2 separate regions of the Homo sapiens genome follow, and region 2 is linked to region 1. A link is a loop called in an ENCODE intact Hi-C map of the cell type or tissue named here. Cell type or tissue: CD4-positive, alpha-beta T cell. All regions are shown on one strand. Each heading gives the region's core, and the rest is flanking DNA. Links, peaks and the distances in the headings are about the cores only.

The links. A loop is a pair of places that touch in the nucleus more often than their neighbours do. Peaks named below come from ENCODE experiments on the same cell type or tissue, not always from the same donor. Only the 100,000 strongest peaks of a DNase experiment are listed, where the experiment ranks them.
Region 2: a loop joins it to region 1, with 3 times the contacts of the local background. A loop is called at or near these places in 3 of 110 quality-filtered maps.

Annotation. Positions count from the first base shown.
Region 1 is chr21:42,744,078-42,752,077 of GRCh38, reverse strand. PDE9A (phosphodiesterase 9A) reads right to left here. Exons shown (of 20, transcript NM_002606.3): 9 at 881-962. Among named protein-coding and RNA genes, the nearest start is that of PDE9A-AS1, 6.3 kb to the right of the region's middle. In CD4-positive, alpha-beta T cell, for the core only: no CTCF peak of the experiment used is centred there; DNase peaks (open chromatin) are centred at 4,857 and 5,917; H3K4me3 peaks cover 984 bases; H3K27ac peaks cover 2,155 bases.
Region 2 is chr21:42,829,343-42,838,871 of GRCh38, reverse strand. No RefSeq gene overlaps it. Among named protein-coding and RNA genes, the nearest start is that of WDR4, 45 kb to the left of the region's middle. RefSeq lists an enhancer at 3,406-4,357. In CD4-positive, alpha-beta T cell, for the core only: a CTCF peak has its summit at 5,229; DNase peaks (open chromatin) are centred at 5,271, 5,838 and 6,756; H3K4me3 peaks cover 748 bases.

The DNA of each region.
Region 1 (8,000 bases), core at 1-8,000:
TGAATCTTAGCATGAGAGCACATTACAAATCAGGTGGGCCGGGCCGGGTGCGGTGGCTCAGCACTTTGGGAGGCCGAGGCAGGCGGATCACCTGAGGTCACAAGTTCAAGACCAGCCTGGCCAACATGGTGAAACCCTGTCTCTACTAAAAAAATACAAAAAAATTAACTGGGCATGGTGACGGGCACCTGTAATGCCCCCTACTTGGGAGGCTGAGGTAGGAGAATTGCTTGAACCCAGGAGGCAGAGGTTGCAGTGAGCCAAGATTGTGCCATTGCACTCCAGCCTGGGCAACAAGAGTGAAACACTGTCTCAAAAAAAAAAAAAAAAAAAGCAGGTGGGCCGGGATTTTGCCTGCTTCCCAGCTGAAGGCGTTGAGCGGGTGACCGGCAACTCGAGACCCTCCTTTTGTCGTTATTTCAAAAATGCCATTGCTACTTCACCAACGTCACAGCTTCTCTTAGAACTAAGAACACTTTTGTGCAAAAGAGCAAAACTTGCCAGGACAACTAAGAATTGCTCAGAGACAAGGGCCAATGGAATGGATTTTTAAAAATTCAGTTAAACGTTAAAGTTCTTTCCAGTAACGTTTGAGTGTAAAAACTGTCTACCCAGGTCAGCTCCCGGGGCCGGGCAGACAGCAGCACGGAGCTGTTATGTCCTTGCAGGGGAAGGTATGGTCTGGGATCACTTTTGCTAAACAAATGTCAAAGAGAAAAAATACTTTGCCTTAAAGTAACCCGCACCGTCAGCGGCCCAGGGCTGGGAGGGGCGGTTGATGTGAACGTACACACAGCAGGGTCTGGCCGCAGGGCCACAGGGCTGGGCGTGGGGCTGGGGACACAGCTGCAGCTTCTTCTGGGCCGGAATCTCATCTTACCTTGGGGTAAGTGGGAACATCGCGTCGAGGAGTCAACTTCTTGTGGTTATCCAAAAAACTGTACTTACAGGGGCAGTTGGTCCTAGAGAGAAGGAGCAGAGATGAGCTGTGGTCCTGCTGTTTCAGTCTGGTGAAGCCCTCAGCACAGCAAAAGCAAGCGACAAACCCAACCCCCAAGCCCCGTGTGGTCTTATTTGCTGTGGGAGAGGAGTCAGGGCAGCAGCAACTCACTCGAAGCAAAATCCCTGATGACCTGTCTGACCTCTGACCTCACACTAGACTCTTGGAAAACACACAGAAAGTCAGATGTTGGGGCTGGGCGTGGTGGCTCATGCCTGCAATCCCAGCACTTTGGGAAGTCGAGGCGGGATGATCATGAGGTCAGGAGATCGAGACCATCCTGGCCAACATGGTGAAACCTCATCTCTATTAAAAAAATAATAATAATACAAAAATTAGCTGGGCGTGGTGGCGTGTGCCTGTAGTCCCAGCTACTCGGGAGGCTAAGGCAGGAGAATCGCTTGAACCCAGGAGGCGGAGGTTGCAGTGAGCAGAGATTGTGCCACTGCACGCCAGCCTGGCCAGTCTGGGCAACAAGAGCGAAACTCCATCTCAAAAAAAAAAGAAAAAAAAGTCAGATGTTGAGGGCTATCTTCTCTTTTAGAAGCTGTTTTCAAAAGAAAAACATTCTAAAAAATCTAAACAACACAAGAGTAAAGTAAAAAAAAAAACACCAAAATATGAAAACCGAAGTCCTCACTTTACCCATTTATTTCCCTAAATCCCATACTCTGGAAATCACTTCTAATAGTTTGGTGTATCTTTCCAGAATGTTTTGAAGTGTGGACACACATGGGTGGCCGCTTTTACCTTTTAACAATATTTTAATTTTTATTTTTTGTAGAGATAGGGTCTTGCTATGTTACCCAGGCTGGTCTTGAACTCCTAGGTTCAAACGATCCTTCTGCCTCAGCCTCCCAAAGTATTGGGATGACAGGTGTGAGTCACTGCACCCCGCCCCTTTGTACTTTTTAAAATTTTTATTTATTTATTTATTTTTGAGACAGAGTCTCACTCTGTTGCCCAGGCTGGAGTGCAGTGGCGCAATCTTTGCTCACCGCAACCTCTGCCTCCTGGGTTTAAGCAATTCTCGTGCTTCAGCCTCCTGAGTAGCTGGGATTACAGGTGCATGCTGCCACACCTGACTAATTTTTGTACTTTTAGTAGAGACGGGGTTTCACCATGTTGGCCAGGCTGGTCGTGAACTCCTGACTTCAAGCGATCCACCTGCCTTGGCCTCCCAAAGTGTTGGGATTACAGGCGTGAGCCACTGCGCCCAGCCCCTTTGTACTTTTAAACAAAGATGGAATTGCACCAAAGTCAGTCTGCTGCAACCTGCTTTGTCATCTAACATATCATGAACTCATCCCAAGTTGCTCCACAGAGCTTAGCTTCATTTTCCAAGTTTCTCCAGGGTGTGGCCATAGCACACGTTAGCAATCCAGTCCCCAGTGATGGACTTTTAGAATGTTTCCAACTTTCCCTGTTACATGTAATGTTAGCAGATGAGTTTTCTGTCTGACTCTGTTTTTGTTTAGCACTTGGTATCGAGGTATCCCACATAGGAGCAGGGCAAAGTGAGCCAGGCATGTTTCAGAGGAAAGCCACCTTCCGGTTGGGCAGTGTGCTGGCTTCAGGGTGGTCCCCAGAGGCTGAATGAGGAGCAGCTGCCCCAGGAGGTCTGGCTGCTCTTGGGCCCCTGCAGCAGAGTGCACCAGGGGGCTGGGCCGATCTGGGTTCACACCCTATGGGTGTGAACTTGCTTGGAAGTGAACAGGCTCCCTGTGTACTTGGACGATGGTGGGTGGGGGTCACGCCTGGCTTGTGTGACATTCACCAGGCTATGGGGGCACTCAGGGAGCTAAATGCAGCAGAAGCTCCTGCGATTTGTAAATAAAGCCCCTTCTTCTGGGAGAGCAAGTTAATACTGCCCAGTAAGAGCCATATAGAAATTCGTATCCTTTAAGCCCACATATCTATCCTGGGGAATTTATCTTAAGCCAAGAATTAAACAGGAACAAACAGCTCTATGCACACAGATATTCACCGTGGTGTGATCTGCTGTAACAAAAACACAAAACCGACTAGAAGCCACCTGAATGTCCCAAGACGGGAAGCGGTTTAAACCAGCACAGTGCCTCCGCATGATGGACTATTATGCCATTAGGAGGATCATCACGGATATTATGCCAAGTGAGGAAACTTGACATGAAAAGGGAAAATAAGAATGCTATGCACAGTATGTACTGAAAGCAAGTGCCAAAAAATGCCACGCTACGAGGAAGAAAGAGCACATTCGGTAGGTTTAAAAAGAGTGCTTGATTGTGGCCTTCTGGGAAAATCTATGAGCTGTACGCTGGTTAAAATTTAATCTATTTATTGCTCACAATGCCACTAGTAAAAAAAAAGACTACACAACGCATGTTTTAGTTGTTTTTCAAAACAAGGTATCTATGCACAGAAAAACATCTAGAAGGCCTCGTGTCCAGGTTTAAACTGGGGGGACATTGCCGGCTGTTGTCATGATCGGTGTGCACCCTTCAGCTCCCATCAGTGTAGTTTGGAGGTTTTCCAATGAGCCTGTGCTATTTTCAAAACTAGAATAATCAATCTATTTCCTTTCTGGAAAAAGAGGCTTCGGTGTTATTTTCTCGGCATGCTGCCGTCTCTTCCCCGTGATAACCACCGCTCCACGGAGATCCATTTGGTAGCCCTTCCCTCTGTTTCATGCTTGCAAAACCCATCAGAGTTGCTACCACAGTTTGATGTGTAAGGGGGAACGCTAACAGATTCAGCAAAGTATTAACAAAACCAACCAACAAAATGCACCAATCAAATGATTTCCATTGTCATCCATTAAACGAGAAATTCCATTTACACATTTCTGAGAAGTAACGAACGTTTTCTGCGTAGTTAAAAAAAATAGATGGCATGATGATGATTTCTTCGCTGCTTTTAACCTGTTTTGTGTAAACATTCGCACATGTGCTGTCTCTGTAAGTCTCCTGCATTCCCCAGGAGGGTTATGGAAATCTTCACCGAGCAAGACAGTTTGACTGTTCGAATCCCGCTGTTTCCTTGCAGATACCAGAGCTGGGAGCAGAGGAGGGTCTGCTGGGGCCCGCTGACCCTGCCTGGCCAGGCAGCCCCTCTCTCTGCGCTCCGCTGCCACGGGAACCAGCGTCTTCAGCAAACAGAGCAGCTGGCATGGAGCTCTTTCTTTTCATCCTATTTGGAGCTTATCTTTGCTTTCATTTCCTGGGGTCCCCATCCCCCTTCTCTGGGGCTTAGGCCAGTGGGCAAGGCCATTTGTTTGGGATGAACGCTGAGCCCTCAGTTGCCACCCCAGGCTCCTGCAGACTCCCCAGCTCTGGGTGAACCCCATATTCCATGCTCTGCTCTCTGCCTGGCACAGTGCTGGGGGCCAGAGTGGCCGTGGCCCCTGGGGTAGACCTGCCCCTGCCCCTGCCCTAAATGTAAGCTGGCAGTTGGACCTCTGTCCTCTTTGAGGGAAAAGCAGGAGAAACCTAGCCCGTGAGTGTCAGGGGACGGCCACCTGCTCCCGGGTGCTGTGTGCCGGACCCCGATGCCACTGCTGTTCCCAAGGGGCAGCTTCTGGTGGATCCATACCCCTGGCTCCGAGGCCCCACCAGGGTGTGCTATGTGGGCTGAATGTAGCTCCACATTTCAGGCTCACACTGGCCATTTGTGTGGCACGGGGCTGAGCTAGCTCCACCCTGTCTGGGGCCTTTATTCTCTTCCCAGAGGCAAGAACGCTGGCCTCTGGCTGGGCTGCCATCTCGGGAAGGCCCCCCACCCCCACCCTGCCTTTTGCAGCTCCTCTCCCCAGTCATCCGGGGAAGTTCCAGCTTAACTGAGACTGGTCCCAGGGTCCCCACATTGCTACAGGGCTCTCATGAGTAAGATGTAACTCTGCTGTTGACAAAGACAAAAGGGACAACACGAATATCTCAGTGTCTCTATTCTGAGTTCCTTTCTACATAGAAAAACAGGAAGGGGTTTCATGTGTGGCAACGCCGGCCTGGGGCACATGACGCGGCTGGGGATGAGACCAGAGCCCAGGAGGCTGGATTTGTTTTTTCTCAATGTGTCGACAACGCTTGAGAATTTTTACCCTGTTCCGTTTTGGAAGCAAGAGTCCCATTTACCTGTCTCTCACCTACAGGGGAGGCTGCCAGAGCTGTCAGCCGAGAACGTCGCCTCCAGAAGCTGACGGGGCACCAGGAAGTCTCCTTGTCTTTGGTTTATGGCGCTGTGGGTTCTAAAAATGTACTCCTGGGGGAAGTGCGGATGCGCCTCCGTTACTCAGATGGGCCCAGGTGCCCCCCACAGCCCGGCGTGCCTGACAGGCACCTGGGGGCTGATGTCTCACTGGAGTTCCTGGCGGCTTCCTCTGCAAGCTCTGAAATCGGTGTTATCCTCCCACGTGGTGTGTTATGGGCTGAAGTACATCTCCCCCCAAAAGTTGTATGTTGAAGTCCTAACCCTGCTGCCTCTGAGGGTGACCTCATTTGGGGACATGACTGTTGCAGATGTAGTTAAGGGGATGTCATCCTGGAGGAGGGTGACCCCTACTCCAATAGGATGGGTGTCCTTACAAAAAGGGGGAATTTGGACAGAACGGATGGGAGCACCAGGTGAAGAAGCAGGCAGAGAATGCCGCCGGCAGCCACCAGAGGCCAAGAGAGACCGGGAAGGTCCCTCCCCTGGGGCCTTCAGAGGTGGCAGGGCCTGCTGGCACCTTGATTTTGGACTTGTGGCCTCCAGAACTATGTGGGAATACATTTCTATTGTTTTAAGCTGCCCAGTTTATGAGAATTCGTTACGCAGCCCCAGGAAATGACTACAACTTCGATAAAAATAATCTTCCCCCCTGCAACCTCAACCTGACCTGCAGGACTAGTGCACACCAGAAACCACGCCAGGAGCGGCGTGTGATCCGAGCACTCGCCTTGCTTTCTACAGAGCGGGTGCCCATCAGGCACGGCAGAGGCAAGACCTGTGAGGCCGGAGGCTGTCTCACCACTCACTCCTGCTGCTGTAGGTGGGCGGTAAATGCAGTCGTTTAAGGGATAAGAGGCTGCATCCTACAAACACCTCCAGAAAGTGCTCAGGGACACACAGTTGTGGGTGAGGAGCTGGGGGCAGCTTCGGGAGGCATGGCCTGGCTCCAGACACACCCCTTGGGGCGGTGGAGTTCCCCAACCCATATGGGGCCCAGAGGCCGCTGTTCAGGGAGTCTGGTTTCAGGCTGAAGACTAGAACTCAGTTTTTGTCCTCTTCCCCTCGTGCTGCTGGTGGGGCTGGAAAGGCTGGCCCTGCTACACCCGCAGCCCCAGCTTGAGGCCACCCATCTCCGCCTGGCTCTGGGCAGAGGGGAACCCTGCCAGGCAGCACCACCCTGGAACACCACCCTCCTGCCAAAGCAGCCATGGCACCTGGGGCGCAAGGGACAGCCAGAGGGCTGAACCAAGCCACGTAGAGCCCACGGCCAAGGGCGGTGCCACAGGTGAAGGTGCTGTGTGTCTGAGGCTGCCAAGCCGGGTCCCAGCCTTGCCAGGTCCCAGCCTTGGGACCCCAGCTGTGTGGCCGTCCCTGTGCAACTTGGGAGCTCTTCCTTGGCTCACAAATGAGAGACTCTGTCTCCCGTCCTTTAAAGAGCCTCCAGCACAGGGATGACGAAGATGGATTGTTCACTCACAACTTTCCATGGCCACAAACTATGGCCTGACTTCCCCTAAGTCAATTGGGCTGAGACATCCCTAACTCCAAATGAGCCCATGAGTGCATGGGACAGACACGTGGCACGGTCCCTGTAGGACAGGCTCTCACGTGGCTCAGACAAGGCCTGCTTCCTTCCGCTCGGCCTTCCTCCCTGCGCCCACCCCGAGGCCAGGCCCCCGGGGCTTTGAGGGGACCAGATGAGGCCCGTCGGCTTTCCCTTCACCTTCTGCCTCTGAGACCCTTTCACTTGCCACGCTTCCTCAATAAGCAGATTGCCCTCAATTTCAAAATCAGGGAATGATCGTCAGCATGCCAGGTGGCTCTGAGACAACTCAGTGCAATTGCACAGGGCTGTTTCTCAGTCCATTAGTCCCCATTAAATCCCACTGAGGCCGGGCAGTGGCACTCTGGGGAACCATGAGCCACATCATATGCCTGTGGTGTCTGGGCTGGCACCAGCGGGCATGGAGGCAAAGCCCGGAGGTGTGAGCAGGTCCTGTGTGCCCCTCACTAAGCACAGCGCCCGCACACAGTAAGTGCCTCAATGCATGCGCTCTGCTCATCATCACCGCCGTCTCTTTGCTACTACCGGCATTTCCATCCCCAGTTTGGTCGTGGTTCATCCACACGTGTCCTGACCCTGGCTCCAGTAAAGAGTCCTGCTGTACACAAAACTGACTTTGGAGGTGGCATCGTGGAGACTGGGGCATTTTCCCCACGAGTCACAGCTCACTGGGCCCCCCGAAGCGCCTGTGAAGGATGCCTGTTCCCAGGAGAATGACTTCTGTGTCCCCAGTGCTGAAGCCCTCGCTGGAATGCAACCCAGTGGGAACATCACACAAGGAACCGGGTCCCTGGGGGCAACAGGAGGCTCCTCCCCTAATGCTTTTCCTCTTCTTGTTCTGTCTTTAAAAGTGGATATCAACTTATTCCAAGCTGGACACATTGCTCCTAAGGCTTGGATCTGCAGGAGGAGGACTCTTCTTCTGTGAAATCGTCTTCCCAGCCCCTATCTCCAATATGTGCTCTTTTTTTCTTGAGACAGAGTCTTGCTCTGTCGAGCCCAGGCTGGAGTGCAGTGGCGCGATCTCGGCTCACTGCAACCTCCACCTCCTGGGTTCAAGCGATTCTCCCGCCTCAGCTTCCCAAGTAGCTGGGGTTACAGGCATGTGCCACCATGCCTGGCTACCGTTTGTATTTTTAGTAGAGACGGGGTTTCACCATGTTGGCCAAGCCGGTATTGAACTCCTGTCCTCAGGTGATCCTCCCACCTCGGCCTCCCAAAGTGCTGGGATTACAGGCGTGAGCCACCACA
Region 2 (9,529 bases), core at 799-8,798, 86 kb before region 1:
TTTTTGAGTTTTTAGTAGAGACGGGGTTTAACCGTGTTGGACAAGCTGGTCTTGAACTCCTGACCTCAAGTGATCCGCCTGCCTCGGCCTCCCAAAGTGTTGGGATTACAGGCGTGAGCCACCGTGCCCGGCCTTCATTTTGCCTTTAAAAACCACTGCTTGGTAGGGCGTGGTGGCTCACACCTGTAATCCCAGCAGTCTGGGAGGCTGAGGCGGGTGAGGCGGGTGGATCACCTGAGGTCAGGAGTTTGAGACCAGCCTGGCCAACAGGTGAAACCCCATCTCTACTAAAAATACAAAAATCAGCTGGTCCTGGTGGTGTGTGTAGTCCCAGCTACTTGAGAGGCTGAGGCAGGAGGATCACTTGAACTTGGGAGGTGGAGGCTGCAGTGAGCCAAGATCGTGCCATTTCACTCCAGCCTGGGTGACAGAGAGGGACTCCATTTCAAAAACAAATTTGACAGGGAACAGTCACACAGTTTAGAAAGGATTATGCAAACCAGAATCAATAGTGACCTGATGAACCGGGCTTTCTGACGATTCTAAACCACGGAGGCTGAGGGGCCCAGCTAAACAATGACAGCACCTCGGGGAAGTGGGTGAGATGTGCAGCGGGCTGTGGAAGGAGGCCAGAAGGACCAGGGCCCTAGTCCAGGCTGCTGGTGATGAGAACTAAACAGGGCGCAGGGCGACGAGCAAGTGCTGTAGTCCGAGGAGCGGCCCCTGGGCGCCAGCGCCATGGGTGGAGGCCGTCCCTCCTAAGGCGCAGCCGGTGCATTTGGGACCGGGGGAGCAGATCCCGTGCCTCCCTGGACCCCGGGGTCTTGGGATCACCCGGCCGCAGAGGCAGAGGCTTCGGCTGCACAGAAACCTGGGGTGGCCGCAGGGAAGCAGCGCCCTCAGGTGACTGGAGAGTGGGTAAGAGAAGCCCCAAGAAGGACCTCGCCCATCCCCGTAGGCGTGGGACGGCACAGGCCGCCAGGACCCCCACGCACAGCCCAGTCTGCGGGGCGCGACCCCAAGGCCAGCAGCAGAGGACAAGGACGGGGCCAGGGCAGGGGCCAGGGTTGGCAGAGGGCGGAGGGTGGGGAGGGCGCTCTGGGGAGGTCAAGGCCAGGGCTAGGCTTTCAGGGCCATGTCCTGGCTCCCCGCCCCTCGGGGAGACGGGGGCGGGGAGCGCTGTGAGCAGAGGGGCCCGGGTGGAGAAGGTGCTGCCGGCCAGCGGGAGGGAGGGCAGCGGGGGTGCAGCAGAAGCCCAGGTGGGGACTTGGGGTGGTCGAGGGGACCCTTGGGCTGCAGGGACTGGGGAGGGGAGCAAGGGGTATGGCTTAGGCAGGTGCCAGGGGACGGTTGGTGCCCTTTATTCTGAAGGGGGATGTGCTGCCCAGGGCAGCGGGACCTGGAATTACATTTTGAGATTTCCAGGAAAGTTTCAGGTGGAGGCAGAGGCTGGGCGCAGAGGAAAATGTGGCAGTGGCAGAGTGTGGGGTGAGAGCCACGAAGAGAGGAGGTCACTGAGGTGGACAGTGGGACAGAGAGAGGGACGGGGAGAGGAACAGGAGTTTCAGAAACGTCCTGGACACATTGGGCAGCCGTCAGCATTGCTTTCCATTCATGGACAAAGCGTGGGTGCCCAGAAGAGGCCAGAAGCCAGTGCAGAAGCCCAGGCCTCCCTGCCATCACCCGGTGCTGGCTGAGCTGCAAATGGCTGTGCAGAGCCTCCTCCATGCCTCACCCTGGTCTGGACCGGACCACAGGGCCCTTTGGATCCTTTCCCAGGTCCCACGTCTGACCCACACCCAGAAGCAGCGCTTGGTGGAGTCTGCCCTGAAGATGCACGTCCAACAATATGCAAACACCCAAAAGGTTATAGGCTGTGCATTGTGTCACAAGGGAGCACTGTGCAGCCGTGACAGATGAGTGACAATGTAGGGTGGTTCCCACGACCCGCTGCTGAGCACGAAGCAGGTGCAGATGTGTATCTGCAGCGTGTGCTCTTCAGGTAAGGGAGATGGGGAGAGAAGCAGTTACTCGGGTGCTCTGGAGGAAGGAAAGATAAACCAGGACCTAAAGAGAGTTGTTGCCTGCAGGGGCGGATGGGAGTGGGGCAGAAAGAAGGGAACGGGAATGGAGTAGCAGGGATGGGGCGGAGCAACATTTTTCTAAGGAGACTTTCTGTGAAGCGCCCCATTCTTAGAATCACAGTGATGTTTCATAGCCCCCCAAAATAATGAAGATCAACCAGATTGTGGGAGAAATTCCAAATGGATATAAACAGTAACAAGCAAACTTCACTGTTCAAAAGGAATAACTTTACCATCCTGAATCCAGGGTGAAGGAAAGAAACGAGTAACTGTGGGCCAGGAACAGTGGCTTACGCCTGTAATTCCAGCACTTTGGGAGGCTGAGGCAGGATCACCTGAGGTAAGGAGTTCAAGACCAGCCTGGCCATCACGGTGAAACCCTGTCTCTACTAAAAATACAAAAATTAGTTGGGCATGGTGGTGCACACGCCTGTAGTCCCAGCTACTGGGGAGGCTGAGGCAGGAGGCCCAGGATGTGGAGGTTGCAGTGAGCTGAGATCACATTCAAGCCTGGGCCACAGAGCGAGACTCTATCTAAAAAGAAAAAAAAAGTAACTTTGGAAAATAGGATTTTGATGGATACCGTAAGTAAGTTTAAAGACAAAAAGAACTGGACAGAATACTGGAGATCAAGCTTGTCCAACTCGCGGCTTCTGGGCTGTGCGGCCCAGGACAGCTTTGAATGCGGCCCAACACAAATTTGTAAACTTTCGTAAGACATTATGAGATTTTTTTGCGATTTTTTTTTTTTTAACTCATCAGTCATCATTAATGTTAGTGTATTTTATGTGTGGTGCAATACAGTTGTTCAGTGTGGCCCAGGGAAGCCAAAAGCTTGGACACCCCTGCTGTAGATGGTGACTGTTTTTCACATGGGTCCAGGCCAGCAGTTCTGAAATGTATGTACACACGAGGATTGACCACACAGGTAAATCTAATCTGCATCGGACAGTGAGAGCCAGAGGGAGGCCAAGGAAAGCCCTTGGTGTTGGGTTGGCTCCAAGGTATCTGTGTAAACCCATGGTTTTTACCATGTATATATGCAGGTAGATACAGGAATAAATGCAGAAGCCTGCCTATGCTTGGGCTATTAAGTATGCATGTCTTTTCTAGGTCTTTAAGCTCAAAGGGTCTAGAAACGATGATATCCCAGCCACAGTGAGCTCACCTTGCACTCAGATCTTCGTTTTCTAGCACTATTCTCCAGCGTATGAAACTGGCAATCCTTGGAGAACTGGTTTGTTCCAGGACTGGGGCAGACGAAATCCTAGCTAAGCCTGGAGTACTTTGTAGACCCAGGAAATGAGGATGTGTTTGAAAAAGATGGGGAATTGTTGAAAGAACCCAGGGGCCAGCCTGAGGGAGATCCCAGGGGCCAAACCTGGAATGAGTCAATGGCCATAGCATTGGTTTATAACAGCATAAAATAAATGTCCCCAAATCCATACTGATATCAACAGATAACTGGATACGGCCAGGTGGCTCATGTCTGTAATCCCAGCACTTTGGGAGGTCGAGGTGGGCCACTGCACTCCAGCCTGGGCGACAAGAGCAAAACTCCTGTCTTGAAAAAAAAAATTCTTAGTAGAAGCAGGAGACTTCCAGTCATGGGCCCACTTGGACTCCTCAGCTACGATGGCTGCATTCCCAGTGTCGCCCACACCCCTGCCTCCCTGGCCGCCTCCAGCAGGGCTCTGGGTCAAGCGAGAAGAGAGGTCCACTTGTGCGAGGAAGGTCCGTCTTTCTGTCTACAGGCCTGAAGATGGACCTGGGAGAGCACGACCTCGCCACAACATCACCATCCTGATCAGAGGCGAGAGGGGACAAGGTCATAGGTGTGGAGGTGGGCAGGTGGTGTGGAGTGGAGCCTACAGAGGGGATGGGGGTGTGTCCTGGAGTGCACAGGGTGAAGGACCCCCGCCCCTACCCCACCACCTTGGGTGCTTAACCAGAAAAGTGGAACAGCAGAACACCAAAGGGTATGTGTGCACACATGCACGCACGCACACACACATACACACGCACTGCTGAAGGCCAAGACAGGCATGGACTGGTTGACCCTAGGAGGTAGGGTATAGAGGATCAGAGAGTGCCCTGCATGGGAAAGATGGGGACCAACCATTCCCAAGCACCAAAGACAGACTTGGAAAATCCCAAAGAAATACTAGAGCGCGGCCCCTGAGTAGGGCTGCTGAAGTATTTGCTTCCTCCTCGGTCAGCCCGAGCCCTGAGGCACGGCGTCCTGCCTACCCGGTCTAAGCGCAGCACTGGGAAGTATGATTGTGGGGCACAGGGCAAAGCCTGAGGGGTGATGGAAACACTCCACGTCTTGACTGGGGTGACGGTTACATGGTGTACACGTTTGACAGTACTCACCCAACAGCATCTTTTGAGATCTCTCTGTTTTGCTGTATGTAAATTACATCCCCCCTCCCCGCCCCTGCAAACACAGAAATTCAGGAAGGCAGGAAAATCAGGCAGGAGTCCTTCCCGGTCTCACTTGCCCCTGGATGTCCCCTGTGGCCCTCCCGCTATGACCTGACCACTTTCTCCCCCTCTGCTGGTTCATGCACAAACACAGCCAGGCCAAGTGACTCCGTACTTTAAAAGTCCCCACGCCATCATCTTCCTGTCCCAGGACCCAAGCCAGCCTCCCAGGCTGCCCTTTGCTGTCGCCTTAGTCCCCTCCACGCTGTGACTGTCCCTCAGTTCGTCCTGGCCTCAGTGGCCATGACACCTCTGAGGGGTGAGTGCTGCGGAATGTGTCTCCATGTTTGGCCGGACATCATTTCACAGGCTACACATTTTGGCGGGAAGTGCATGCAGTGGCGCTGTGTCCTTCCCAGGGTACCACACCAGGGGTCCACATGTCCAAGTGTCTCATGACTGGCAATGTTGACCTTGAGCACAAGGGTAAGGAGGTATCTGCCAGGTTTTCTTTTTCTTTCTCTCTCTTTTTTTTTTTTTTGAGACGGAGTTTCGCTCTGTCTCCAAGCTGGAGTGCAGTGGCGACATCTCGGCTCACTGAAACCTTTGCCTCCCAGGTTTCAGTGATTCTCCTGCCCTAGCCTCCTGAGTAGCTGGGATTACAGGCGCGTGCCACCACGCCTGGCTAACTTGTGTCAGGTGTGGCACATGCAAGCAATTCCCAGCAGCACCACAGCCTGACACGGGGAGGCAGCACCCTCGATAAGGCAATGTATACTCACAGCGACACCAGTGACTCTCTGCCCTTAGAACATGCTGAGTGATTCTGCAACCAAATTCAGAAACAGGCAAAGCCAACGTCAGGTGTCAGAAGTCAGGGTCATCCTTACTTCTTGCAGGGTGTGGGGGTTGAATACAAGAACACTTGAGGGGAGGGGTCTGCAAAGCCGCTGCGGGTGCTGTTTCCTGATGTGGCCAGGACAATGAAAAGCAAGCTGTGGTCTGTTCACACGGAGGAATGTGTGTGCACTTAGGATTCGCTCTCCCTGCCTGGCTAGCCAGTCTCCCCAGTAACAGGTAAATGCACATTTTCAGGTCAAAAAATAAAGACAGGAAGAGCTGGAAGCAGGGTTGATTGGCACGAGCCGCTTGTTCTAGAACTAGAAGCCAAGAGCACTTTGTCCTGATGCTGTGCTGGATACTGTCCCTGCAGGTCCTGAGGGACCCGCTGAGGCATCCAGAGCACATCTCGTGGCCACAGCTCCAGTGAGGGTGGCAGAGGCATCCCACAGATACTGAGTAGTCCTGCGGTTGGAGGGGGCTGGCAGATGATGGAGGGGGCTGGCAGACAGCACGTGTGAGTGTGGGGAAAAGGCATGGCAAACTTCAAAGCAGACACAGAATGACACGCAGTCCAGGAAGAAGCATTCTGCTCTGTTTCAGACTGCTGTGCAATTGAACTAAAATAAAACGATGCACCCAACCTTGGCCCACTCCCCACCCTGTACATTGACCAGACAGTCAGAGGAAGGCAGGGCAAGGACAGGTCCCTCTGATGCAGTCTGGTGGCTGCGTTTCCGTGGTGCCTCGCCACTATTCACTCGACTCTAGATGTCCTTGCCCTCAATACACGTTGATGGCTAAAAGCAGCCTAGGGCCGGACACGGTGGCTCACGCCTGTAATCCCAGCACTTTGGGAGGCCAAAGTGGGTGGATCACTTGAGGTCGGGTTCAAGACCAGCCTGGCCAGTATGGTGAAACCCCCATCTCTACTAAAAATACAAAATTTGGCCGGGCATGGTGGCACATTCCTGTAATCCCAACTACTCAGGAGGCTGAGGCAGGAGAATCACTTGAAGCTGGGTTCGGGGGGAGGGGGGAAAGCAGCTTAGAAGAATTGCAGGCCGGGCCCGGTGGCTTACACCTGGAATCCCAAAATTTGGGAGGCTAAGGCAGGTGGATTGCTTGAGGTCAGGAGTTCAAGACTAGCCTGACCAACATGGTAAAACCCTGTCTCTACTAAAAAAAAATACAATAATTAGCTGGGCGTGGTGGCGGGCGCCTGTAATCCCAGATATTTGGGAGGCTGAGACAGGAGAACCGCTCGAACCCAGCAGGCAGAGGTTGCAGTGAGCCATGCCAGCCTAGGCAATAAAGCAAGACACAGTCTCAAAAAAAAAAAAAAAAAAATGCACAAAGGAAACAACAAGTTAGCAAGGATGTGGCACAACCACTTCAGAAAACCAGAAGTTTTGGGCCAGGCACAGTGGCTCACACATGTAACCCCATCACTTTGGGAGGCTGAGGTGGGAGGAACACCTGAGTTGGAGGCTATAGTGAGCCATGATTGTGCCACTGCACTGCAGCCTGGGCAAGAGAACAAGACTGTTGTCTCAAAAAAAAAGAAAAAGACAAAATCAGCAGTTTTTAACAAGTCATAAATGCACTGATGGCCAGGCAATCCTACTCCTAGACATTTACCCAAGACGGATGAAAGCAATGTCCCTGAAAAGATTCGCACAAAAATGTTCACAGCAGTTCCATTCTCAACAGCTCCAGACTGGAAACAAACCAAATGTCCAATTTGATTTGTCCAAAAATCAAATTCCAGCACATTCATCCAAAGGAATATACACAGCATTAAAAGGAAGCAGGAGGGCCGGGTGCAGTGGCTCACGCATGTACTCCCAGCACTTTGGGAGGCCGAGGTGGGTGGATCACCTGAGGTCAGGAGTTCGAGTCCAGCCTGGCCAACATGGTGAAACCCCCCAGTCTACTAAAAATACAAAAATTAGCCAGGCATGGTGGCGCATGCCTGTAATCCCAGCTACTTGGGAGGCTGAGGCAGGAGAATCGCCTGAACCTGGGAGGCGGAGGTTGCGGTGAGTGGGGATCATGCCATTGCACTCCAGCCTGGGCAACGAGTGAAACTCCATCTCCAAAAAAAAAAAAAAAAAAACCAAGTTTAAAATTTTTGGAACTCCTGTTTAGTTTCTAAGTATTACTTCACGTTGGAAACACTGGGCTTGTCTCTCTGGCAGGCACAGCTCATACCTTACCCACTAGTGCCCTGGTTCTCATCGGGACCACAGCAGGGGGCAGTGTCAGTCATGAGAGGTGGCTCTTTTTATTCTGAAAATGGTTTCCCCTTTAAGATTTTCAGGTTTTGGGGAAAGCGATTCTGAGAACTCTGAAGGCTATTTCCACGGAAATGAGAAGAAAAATATTTTCCAAGGACCAAGTACCCACCGGCCACCGTGGGAAATGTTTTCACGGCCGCTACACTGAAGTTTCACTGCCACCTAGGGAAGTTGCTATCACTGTCACACTTCATGAGTGAGGCGCCTGGCGCTCCATGACTGCCTGTGGTCACACACAGGAAGGTGCTGGAGCCAGGGGTGGAACTGGCATTCCTCCAAAGTCAACCCCCCACTCTGGGTGCGGTGGCTGATACCTGTAATACCAGCACTTTAGGAGGCCGAGATGGGTGGATCACCTGAGGTGAGGAGTTCAAGACCAACCTGGCCAAGGTGGTGAAACCTCGTCTCTACTAAAAATACAGAAATTAGCCAGGTGGGGTAACGGGTGCTTGTAATCCCAGGTACTCAGGAGGCGGAGGTGGGAGAATCGCTTGAACCCGGGAGGGGGAGGTTGCAGTGAGCTGAGATCGCACCACTGCACTGTTGCCTGGATGACCGAGTGAGACTCTGTGTCAAAAAAACAAAACAAAACAAACTGGCTGGGCGCGGTGGCTCATGCCTGTAATCCCAGCCCTTTGGGAGACCGAGGCAGGTAGATCACCTGAGGTCAGGAGTTCAAGACCAGCCTAACCAACAAGGAGAAACGCTGCCTCTACTAAAAAATATAAAAATTAGCCAGACGTGGTGGCAGGTGCCTGTAGTCCCAGCTACTTGGGAGGCTGAGACAGGAGAATTGCTGGAACCCAGGAGGCAGAGGTTGCCATGAGCCAAGATCGCATCACCGCACTTCAGCCTGGGCGACAGAGCGAGACTCTGTCTCAAAAAAAAAAAAAAACCAAAAAACACAAAGTCAAACCTTACAATGGACTAGACTGTTGTCTCCTTGAGAGAAGACACGGCTTTCTTTGTCCTTGGCTCCCTGAACCTTGTGCGGTCCCGTCCACACAAGAGGTGCTTAATATATGTGGAAGGAATGAATGAATGTACATCGAATGAATGAATGAGCACACTTTGGATGACTTGTAGGCCCATCACATGGGTTTGGCTGCAGAGGGTGGCTGAAGCCAGTCTTTATGACTGCATTTGTTGTAACCTTCCTGTACTGTGGTGAGGGGTTAGCATTCACTCACTCATTCACTCATTGTAAGAATATCACAAAGGGTTTGTTTTTTTTCTCAACCAATTGAGTTGTCACCATGATAACCCACCACCAAATATGTTAGTGTGAACTACCTACGAACAGGGATGTTTTCCTACGTAACCACATCTAGACATAGAAATCGGGAAATCAGCACTGATGTATCATGATTATCTGATCCACAGGTCCTGTTCGAGTTTCCTCAATGGCCCCAGCGACGTCCTTTACAGCACAAGAGTCCCTTCCAGGATCCCTTGTTGCATTTAGTGGTCATGTCTCTGCATTTAGTGTTTGCATTTAGTGGTCTGTTGCATTTAGTGGTCCGAGCTGTTCCTTGGAACAGCTTTTCCATCTTTCCTTGACTTTCAGGACTTTGCCCTTGGATGATCACAGGCCAGGTGTCTTGTGGAGCCCCCGCCCCTCACTGCGGGTTGGGCTGACGATTCCCCCACGATGAGGCTCAGGTGATGCCTCTTGGGCAGGAAGATGGTGAAAGCGACGCAGAGCTCTCACTGCATCCTGCCAGGGCACACAGCTTTAATGTGGCCCATTGGTGGTGATGTTAACCTTGACCATCAGATTAACATGGCATCTGCACTAAAGGAATCAGATTATCTGACTTCAAATTATACTACAGAGCTATAGTAACCAAAACAGTAAGGTACTGGCATAAAAACAGA